Regions from separate parts of the Mus musculus genome. Here all the other regions are linked to region 1. The links are chromatin contacts, found by Hi-C or POLR2A ChIA-PET in ENCODE. All regions are on one chromosome and are shown on one strand. Each heading gives the region's core, a stretch centred on a gene start or an enhancer-like site at or near the end of the contact. The rest is flanking DNA. Distances are from core to core; before and after follow the strand shown. Region 1 holds the start of Dhx8 (DEAH (Asp-Glu-Ala-His) box polypeptide 8). Region 2 holds the start of Etv4 (ets variant 4). Region 3 has its middle 8.5 kb from the start of Gm39391.

Region 1 (3,259 bases), core at 401-2,900:
CTAAGGCTGACTTTCTGTCTCCTGAGAAGTGCTGGGATTTACCAGGCATGATTTACACCTGGGATATTAGTCTTTTCATTTAGCTTTAGCTGTCCCAGAACTCACTATGTTGACCAGGTTAGCCTAGGACTCACAGAGATCTGCCTGCCTCTAGCTCCCAAGTACTGGGATTAAAATCGAGTGCAGCCATGTCCAATTTAGAGTCTTTTCTGATAGAGCTTTAAAAAACAGCTCCCAATCTCTTTGTCCTTTCTTCTTGTTAAGTGTTAAAAGTGCAGCTGGATAGAAATATGAAGTTTTAGTAGCAAGGAGATGTAGAGAAAGAAGGGTCAAGTGGAATTAACTCCTGAAACCTAACTCCATACTGGCAGATAAGCAAGCAGCATCAAGGGCAGACTTTCTCATTCTGTTCACGGAGAAAGGAAGGAAGGAAGGAAGGAAGGAAGGAAGGAAGGAAGGAAGGAAGGAAGGAGTGAGTCCTGGAGAAATGGCTCATGGTTCTGAGCACTGGTCACTCTTCCAGAGGATCTGGGTTCAATTTCCAGCACTCACACCGAAGCTCACAACTATCTGTTACTCCAGTTCCAGGGGATCTGACATCCTTACACAGACATGAATGCAGGCAAAACCATGTATAGGAAATAAAAACAAGTAAGTTATAAGGAAGGGAAGGGCATCAGGAACTCAGATGGCAATGTACTAAATCCTTGGGAACCTGGAAACACGGAACTACTGTGATAGTCCTTTGCCTGCAATTTTGAGAGAGGTTCTCACTGTGTAACTTTGGCTGACTTCAGTCTCAGAGAACAGCTTGTTTCTGCCCTCCGAGTGCTTCAATTAAAGGAGAGCACCAGCCTGCCCAGCTTCCCTGCAACTCGTTATCACTGAAGTGTTCCCAATAATTCAAAGACACAGTAGTGCAACAGAGTCAGCCAACAGTAGCAGAGGGGGCTCATTTTCTGTCTTTTGACTGATGGGAGGGCTACTCACCTTAGAGGAAGTATTTTCTTGTTTTTTACACAGAATACTAAGACATGGGAAACCCTTCATCTTCATTGCAAGGTTCTGCCAAAGGGAAAAGTAAAAGTTGGGACACCTGAATTTATGACCTCAGGTTCACAACACAGCTGACATTTAGAGAAGCAGATTTTAAGAGGACTGAGGGTTTTGGCAACAGGAATGCTTGAGATAAGCTTTGCTGGACCACTCGCAGTTTGGGGGGGTTATAACAGCAACTAATATTTTCAGTGTGCCTACTGTGGCTCAGCCACTTTGCATATCTATTTCATTTAGACCGTATTATCCGAGTTTACAGATAAGCAGCCAGAATCTAGCGTCTGCTGGTGTAAGGTCACTTGAGATCACTTGCCATGAGGTCAGGAACTGAGCTGATCAAGGACAAGCCAACTTGCTTTTCCGAGGCGCTGTTCAGTCGCGCAGGCCACGGTCGCCCTCTGCTGACGGATCACAGAGGCGCGCTGAGATTGATCCTTAAAAAAACCTAAAGGCGGGTGGAGTCTTCCCCCCCGCTAGAGGCCGCCACTGAACGAACAGCGTAACTCAGTGCGTCTGGCCCGTCTGTGGGAACTTCCTGCCAGATCTCGCTGATCCTTACAAAGACGGTTAACTTTACTTGACGTCCCTGTAAACAAAAGAGACGAGCGCCGACCCGGAAGTGGAAGCTGTGGCTTCGCGTTCTGGCCGGCCGGAAGGAGACCAAAGGGAAGTTGTAGCCATGGCTGTAGCCGTGGCCGCCGCCGGGGTCCTAATGGGCTCGGAGCCCGGCCCGGCGGAAGAACTCGCTAAACTTGAGTACCTGTCTTTGGTGTCGAAGGTTTGCACGGAGCTGGACAATCACTTGGGCATCAACGACAAGGATCTGGGTGAGCTGGAGGAAGGTCCCGATGGCTTTTGATTTTGGGGGTGAGGGAGGCAGGAGAGAAGCGGTTGATGGTGTGTGTGTGTGTGTCTGTCTGTCTGTGTCTGTGTGTGTGTCATCGTGACTTGGGCTCCGGGAACCTGTGGCGGTGGCCTCTGCTTGAGAACCATCCGGTCCGAGCTATTAGAAACCATTTCTGTGAGCTGCCGGTGAAGGCTGGGGCAGCAATTTCTGCTCGATTGTTGTTTTTCAGTTCTGGGGGGCGAAATAGCTTTAACAATAGCAGCAGCAGCAGCCCCCGCGAAGATGATGGTTGTAATTACGGCCAGTAATTTTTAGAAGCTCACAAGATATTATGGGTAGCTCTTCATCTACATTATCTTGTTTGGTCTTCGCACAGTCAGGCAGTAGTCAGCATCTACTTCGAGCTTGTGCTTTGAGCCGTGCTCTTAAATTAGTTACATCTTCTTATCTCTCACATACTAGTCATTAGATGTTTAAGGGCAAACTGTGACTAGGGGACCCAGAGAGAAAATAAGAAAGGCTCGGGGCCCAGATCGTAATTATATGCATAGCCGGAGCCCTTGTGAAAATGAGAGGCCGAGTATGTGAATTAGAAGCATGAGGGGAACACTTCCGTTTGATAGGTACAGGGTTGGGTGGTGTTGGGCTTTTTCAGAATGTCCTCAAAAGTAAATGACAGCCAGGCAGGCGCCTAGGATCTCAGGCTTGGGATGTGAGGGCAGAATGATTAGTAATTCCAAAGTCACACGTAGATAATCTGAGGGTAGCTTGGGCATGGTATGTATCAGGGTATGACCCGTCACAAAAAACGACGACAAAGCCGGGCAGTGGTGGCGCACGCCTTTAATCCCAGCACTTGAGAGGCAGAGGCAGGCGGATTCCTGAGTTCTTTTATAATTTAATTATTATCTGAGTCCATTTATAATTCCTTTTTTTTTTTTTAACAGCTGAATTTGTCATCAGTCTTGCTGAGAAAAATACTACCTTTGATACTTTTAAGGCTTCTCTGGTCAAAAATGGTGCAGAATTCACAGTATGTATATCTGAAGATTCTTTGTTTCCTTTTTGTTTCTTTGGTGTTGCTACTGAATTTAAATTTTGATCGCACTAAAGGATTTTTAAGTAGGAAGGAGCGATTTGTGCATATCAAGTAAATAAGCCATCAAATGTGTAAAGTTGCGTTGCTGGCCAGGGAGCCAGATTCCTTCCCCACTGTCCTAGGAGAATGCCGCAGGACTTCCGGCAGTAAGTCTGAGGATGCTGACATTCTTTTGTTGTTGTTGTTGGTTTGTTTGTTTTTAATTTTTTATTAGATATTTTCTTCACTTACATTTTTTAAAGATTTATTTATCTTAT
Region 2 (3,259 bases), core at 466-2,965, 52 kb after region 1:
TTTCTCATTGCTCTCTTTCAATACCTCAACACCCCAACACTACACCTAGGCCAGGAGCCTCCTGCCAGACAAACTCTGCAAATGAAATTTTCAACTAGGAAAAAAAAAAAAAAAAAAAAACGGGCCTTGGGCCAAAATCCATTCAAATAAGCAAATACCCCACACAATAGTCTGATTCATCCCCAGGCCTAGTTATACAAGCCTGGCTCCGGGCGAGAAAATAAATATCGATATGTGTCCACACTGGGCACCGGGGAGAGTGACATGGTTAGGGACTGGAGAGATGGGGTTGAAGGACTCCTTGAGACAGACAAGAACCCCCCGCCCCCCATGTCCCACTTCTAATTTTAGGAAGGAAACAAAACTACTCACCTTCTGCGAGCCACGTCTCTTGGAAGTGACTGAGGTCCTGGAAGAGATCTGATGGGTGAATATTGGATTGGTGAAGAGGTGGCGATAATATGGGGAAGAGACCTGGCGAGCCCGGGTTACAGCCTCCCCACTGGTGATAAGGGACGGAGAAGAATGAGTGGTTTGACTTTTGGGGAAACGTGGGTTGGGGAAGTCCAGGATAAGGCTTTGGGATGGATGTACGTGGATTAAGCAGAGGGGTCGCAGTTTGTCTGTTTCTTTACCTTCTGAGTCGGAAGGCGGCAGGGAGCCCGGGTCCATGAGCTTTCCCTGCGGGACCATCAGCGCTTCGCCCAAGCTCCCATTTCCGGGAGATTTCTGCTGGAAGGAGGGGGGAAGAATGCCCCCGAATCACCCTGAGGAGTCTAGCTTGGGGTTGGGGGTGGGGTCCCGGGGTGGCTCAGGGGCCAGGCGGTCCTGGACCCACTGAGACCCCCCGGGAGGGGGCTGCGGGGCGAGTAGGGGCGGGGTGCGGGGCGGGGGCGGGCGTGGAGGCCGGCGCGGCGCTCACGCTGCAGAAGGTGTAGGGCACTCGCTGGTCCAAGTATCCGCCTTTCATCCTCCGCTCCATCCGGCCGCTCCCTCCGGCCACAGGGCCGGGCCCCCGCGCGGAGGCAGAGACCTGGGAGGGGGGAGGCAGTTCGCACACGGTCCCGGGAGCGCTGCGGGGGGGAGGGGGCGATCGCGAGGCTTTGGATCGGACAGCGAAACTTCTCCGACTCGCTGGGACCTGCGCGGCCGAGCGCCTCCACCGCCACTCCTCTCCCGCCAAAGGAGGTCCCACCTGCTCCCTTGAGCTGGGGTTGGTGTGTCTGCTTTCTGCAGCCCTGCTCAGCCCGAACTGGGTTACATAAGACGTGTGTGTGCGTGTGTGTGTGCGCGCGTGTGTGAGTGTGTGTGTGTGTATGTGGGCGCGCGCGCGCGGCGCACACCATTCGCACGCCCATAACTCAGGCGCCCCCTCCAGCCTCGAATCCCGACGCCTCCCACCCCCGCCCCGGAATGTGCGGAAGCGGGCGCCGAACAGAGAGAGTGTGGTGTGTGGGAGATGAAGCGGGGAAATCACAGACACTCTCCCTTCCTTCCCCTTCCGCAGCTTCACCTGAGGTCCGGGCGTCTGTGCCGGAGCCGCGGGGGGATGCTCAGCATGCCCGGGGGATGACACAACTAAGGTGGCGGGGCTAGGCCGGAGCGAGGCGGCCTGAGCCCCGGGTCCCCAGAGCCCCGGCTTGTTTTCCGGGCGCAGCAGACAGTTGTGAGCCCGGGGGAGCAGCTGATTGGTGCATTTCCTTTGCCTTGGCCTCCGTTCTCGCTCTTCCCCCGCCCCTCCCCACCGGTTCCCTTTGTTTCATTGACTTTTGTGAATGAAACCCCAGGGCCGGGCACGCCCGCCAATCCTCAGACTCGGCTAGCTGAGCTTGAGGGAGGAGTTTCCCAGCCACGAAGACCAATCAGAAAGTAGGGGCTGGCTCCTGGCTTCATTCACTTTTTGGACTTCCATTCATAAAAAAATAAACTCCTTTCGGCTTTAGTTCATTCATAAAGAATTGAGAAAAAAAGACGGAAGCTGAAGACCCGGCAGCTTCTCCACGGGTTCCAACCTGGGTTTTGGGTCTAAGGACCCCTGAGCTCCTTCCGCTGGCGTTAGCTCACGCCTCTGTGCATCTATACTTACGTGGGAGTGTGAACACGTCTGTGTGCCCTGGGGGGAGGGGGAGGCAAACGGACTTGTGCGCCCAGAGGAACCATAATAACTAGCATTTATGAAGCGCTCTGCCTCCACGTGCTAATTTCCTTCCCATAACGTGGTGCTGCGGAGCGGTTTCCATTTTACTTTACAAATGAAAATGGAAGAAAGCTAAGAAAGACACCATGGCCTCCTCACCTGAGGTAACTCAGCTTGTCACTGAGGGGCATTAGCGTTTCAAAGCCACCAAGGTCTTCTGTGCAGCCCTCTGAGACCCCGAGCTACTTGAAAACAAATGGAGGCACAGTTGGTGCTCAGTAAATGTAAACTGGCTCAAACCGGCTTTCTCACGGGTCTGTGATCTGTAGAGTTGCTTATTCTGTGACCCGCTTTATCATTCATTCGAGGCTTTGCCAACAAGAGGCTCAAGGATGTCTCTCTCGCTGCCATCTTACTCCTTATGATAGGAAGCAGAAATCCCAAGTGACTTGGTGATCAAAAGACAGGATGGGTTCCAATTTTGTCCAAGAGGTTGATCTTAGTGTTTGTCATTCGAGCATCACTGCCTTCAGTAAATATCTGCTGTGTCAGACATGGTGCTGGGCGCCAAGCAAGTGTGAGAAAGACTACCTCCCTTGGGATCTGGGTTGCTTTAGATGCCGTCACAAGGACCCACAGGCCCACAGGGCTGCTTTCAAAGTTCATCTGTCTAACCAAACAGTACTTCTGAGAAAGAAAAGGTGCATGCAATCTCTTCCAGCCTGTAGGAGTCAGAGAAGGGACAAAAACCTTAACCCCCTGGCACCTGAACTGGGCTCTTTCTGCCACACAAACTCCTCCCCTTTACCTACCAAACTGTTCTTTAAAGTTTGAACCTGCTGCCGCTCTCCTCTAGGGACCCCCCTTTTCATGAGAGCCTGGGTCAGTCCATATATATGGTGAGGTATCTTTCATTCTCTTCCCTGTTAGAGAAATCCCTATATAGTTATGGGGATCTCTGCGGGGGCCCAGAGGAGGACTCCTTCCTTGAGCCTCGCTCGCACTCAAGAGTTGCACAAAATGCCTGTCAGGTGAACAGCTACAATAAAAAGCTAAGTAATGGAGTTTTGCAGGCACCCTGCCCAAGGAAAGACAGGCAAGCCCAAGCAAATCCCGGCTTGG
Region 3 (3,259 bases), core at 536-3,035, 45 kb before region 1:
CAAGCCAGTCTGGGCCATATAGCAAGACTTCACCTAAAACAACAAAACAAAACAAAACAAAACAAAACAAAACAAAACAAAACCCTTCTGTGAGCCCAGCACTCTGGAGGCAAAGGCAGGCAAGTGTGTGTGAGTTTGAGGCCAGCCTCATCGACATATGGAGTTCCAAGGAAGGCTGAATATTGAAACTCCAAACAAACAAACAAACAAACAAACAAAGCCCTGAGTAATGAAATATATCAAAAATCCTAAAGAAAAAAAAATTGAAAATGAAAACATCCTGAACTCTTATAAACATGTCTTGCAGGGGCTGGTGAGATAGCTCAGCAGGTAAGAGGACTGACTGTGCTTTCGAATGTCCTGAGTTCAAATCCCAGCAACCACATGGTGGCTCACAAACCACCTGTAATGAGATCTAATGTCCTCCTCTGGTGCGTCTGAAGTGTACTTATTTATAATAATAAATAAATCTTTGGGCCTGAGCAAATGGGCCAACCTGAGAGAGCAGAGGTCCTAAAATCAATTCCCAACAGCCAGATGAATGTTCACAATTATCTGTACAGCTATAGTGTGTACTCATATACAAAATAAATAAATAAATAAATAAATCTTTAAAAAAGGTAAACATGTCTTGCTACCTGAGGCCTCAGTTATGGTTGCTTCTGTACCCCCAGGTCTCTTCAGAGGGTGCTCCTGCACCCCCAGGCCTCCTCATGGGATCCTCCCACAGCCCCAGTGGGGTGCTCCCACAACCCCAGGCCTCTTCACAGGGTGCTCCCTCAACCCTAGGCCTCCTCATGGGGTGCTCCCACAACCCCAGGCCTCCCCACGGGATGCTTCTGCGGCCTGAGAATGCCTTTTTTCCATTGTCACCAACTCAGTTCCTCCCAGGGAAGGCTTTCTGACCACTTCAGTCTGTTCTCGACTCCATCCTTTTGCTCCCACTGTCCCCAGTGCCTGTCTATTCCTTAGTGTTATATTATCCTTTTTGCTTGTGTCTCTCCCACTCAAATGTGAGAGTTTTCCAGGGCAAGTATGCTGTTTTTTTTTTTTTTTTTCCTGTTTGCATTCTTTGCTATATGTGTGTTGCCTGGCACATAGGGTGGGTTAAATGCTTGTTGAATGAATATCTAATCTCCTGAGTTCTCTATCACCCATTCATTCTCCCTTTGGGAAAGCCTATTCAGTACTGTTTATTGTAGGACTTGGGATGTGCCGTGCAAACCGGAACATTCTTTTCTCTCCTTTTTCCTTCATCTCCCAGAATTCGCAGGAGCTACACCCTTGGCACAGATGCAGGCAGCTTATTCTGTGGAGCGTCAGCTGGCAGGCAGCCCTTCCCTTCCCTTCCTCCCCTGTTCTGTCTTCCCTCAGCACAAATCCTTTTTCCTTTTTGGGTGTTCAGAACTCCGAGAGGGCTGAGTGGGAGGGAGGCAGTAGTGGGCTGTCTGCTAGGAGGCAGGTCGGGCGTGTGGGGGAGCCAAGATGTGGGTGGAAGCGCTGCTTTGGGGAATCTTTTGAGGGAGAAAGAAAATTTAGCTATTTTAGAGATATGTTGGGAGGGGTAGCGGGGATACACTCTGGGGGCTGAATCCTCCTTTGGAGCACTGGTGAGCCAAGATGGGGGTGGGGTGGGTTAGTTTTAACTATTTATTTAGTTAGGCTATCCACTCCCTCCATTGCCTCAGCCTTCTGAGTACTGGTATCACAGGCATGTGCCTGGCTTCAAGTGGTGACTACGAAATGCCCTTTCTCTGGCAGGAGCCTGGCTGAGCACATGGGTGTCCATGTGGGTGAGTAGCCATCTGCTCCTTTACAGGGAAGTCCCGGCTTCCTCAGTCATCTGCTGAGCAAGAGGGAGAGGACACATTCTCATAGTTCCCCCAGGGACACGGGTGCATAGAGGAGGCCAGCAGTATTCGTGACACACCAGCCTTAGTCACCACCCTGCCTACAGGGATTCTCTGCCCATCAAGATGAACCTCAAATAAAAACAGGGCTGAGTGTGCCAAGCTGTGTCTCTGGGAGACCCCAGCCACCACCAACGGGGCTGAGTCACTGTGTCACCCTCTTCCAGGCACCCACAGAGAGTATGCTATGAAGCAGTCCTCCCACTTGCTAGTAGAGCACAGACCCTAGACTGGTACAGCCGGCAGGAGACTGGCTTTCTTACCAGTCTGTCTGAGCAGGTCCTGACTAGCCACATGCATCATCAGCTCTGCCTCCTAGATAACATTTACAGCTTAGAAAGTGCTTTCCCTGCTAGGGGTGGGTGGGTGGCCCACACCTTTAATCCCATCACTCAGTAGAGACAGGCAGATTTCTCTGTGAGTTTGAGGCCAGCCTGGTCTACATAGTGAGTTTCTGGCCAACCAAGGCTACATAGGGAGATCCTGTCTGGCAAAAAAAAAAAAAAAAAAAAGCCCAAACACACCAAAAGGGGGCAGGAAAGGAGGTCTAACAAGGTATCTTCTGGTCTGGAGAGACACAGTGTCTGCTTAGGAGGAACATATGGTGCTCCTGAAGAAGTACCAGAGGGGCTGGAGTGATGGCTCAGTGGTGAAGAGCACCGACTGCTCTCCCAGAGGTCCTGAGTTCAATTCCCAGCAACCACATGATGGCTCACAACCATCTGTAATGGGATCTGATGCCTTCTTCTGGTGTGTCTGAAGAAAGCTACAGTGTACTCATATAAATAAAATAAATGAATCTTTAAAAAAAAAAAGGACCTGGGTTTGCCAACCTTTTTTTTTTTTTTTTTGGGCTGGGATTTGAACTCAGGACCTTTGGAAGAGCAGTCAGTGCTCTTAACCGCTGAGCCATCTCTCCAGCCCCCCAGACAAATTTCATAAGCAGCTGTAACTCTAGTTCCAGGAGCACTCACACCCTCTTTGTGCCTCGTGCCTCCATGGTCCCCACAGGCACATACACCAGACTCCAGGCATGAGATTCACTTGTAAGCAAAACACCCACACATATGTATTAAGATTTTTATTTTTATTTTATTTTTTAAAGAAAGAAGTGAAGCCGGGCGGTGGTGGCGCACACCTTTAATCCCAGCATCTGGGAGGAAGAGGCAGGCAGATTTCTGAGTTCGAGGCCAGCCTGGACTACAAAGTGAGTTCCAGGACAGCCAGGGTCACACAAAGAAACCCTGTCTTAAAAAGAAAAAGAAAAAGGAAAAGAAAGAAGTGGAATGTTTTCTGGCTGGAATGTGTTCCTCGCACTCTACCTTCTATCATTCATTCATTCATTCATT

Evidence for each region. A loop is a pair of places that touch in the nucleus more often than their neighbours do. ChIA-PET counts read pairs that join two places held with the same protein, here RNA polymerase II (POLR2A).
Region 2: POLR2A ChIA-PET joins it to region 1 with 14 read pairs in Patski. The contact joins the promoter of Etv4 here to the promoter of Dhx8 in region 1. POLR2A ChIA-PET finds 5 or more read pairs at or near these places in 4 of 5 experiments (Patski and embryonic stem cell).
Region 3: a map of left cerebral cortex shows a loop between it and region 1 (4-fold over the local background). The contact joins the enhancer-like site here to the promoter of Dhx8 in region 1. A Hi-C loop is called at or near these places in 7 of 37 maps with a recorded cell type or tissue (heart, left cerebral cortex and mouse trophoblast stem cell). POLR2A ChIA-PET finds 5 or more read pairs at or near these places in 5 of 5 experiments (Patski and embryonic stem cell).

The regions. Positions count from the first base shown.
Region 1 is chr11:101,731,306-101,734,564 of GRCm38, forward strand. Dhx8 (DEAH (Asp-Glu-Ala-His) box polypeptide 8) reads left to right here and starts at 1,651. Exons shown (of 23, transcript NM_144831.2): 1 at 1,651-1,883; 2 at 2,851-2,936. The coding sequence starts at 1,736.
Region 2 is chr11:101,783,595-101,786,853 of GRCm38, forward strand. It overlaps Etv4 (ets variant 4), which reads right to left and starts at 1,716. Exons shown (of 13, transcript NM_001316365.1): 1 at 1,514-1,716; 2 at 923-1,033; 3 at 636-729; 4 at 373-420. The coding sequence starts at 982. Gm39392 (a long non-coding RNA gene) reads left to right here and starts at 1,727. Exons shown (of 3, transcript XR_880221.3): 1 at 1,727-3,259.
Region 3 is chr11:101,686,115-101,689,373 of GRCm38, forward strand. No RefSeq gene overlaps it. Among named protein-coding and RNA genes, the nearest start is that of Gm39391, 8.5 kb to the right of the region's middle. Within about 2 kb of position 1,786, at least 3 of the 3 ENCODE cell types and tissues checked have a DNase peak (open chromatin) inside an H3K27ac peak, as active enhancers do; they include heart and left cerebral cortex, where a contact is called at or near this core.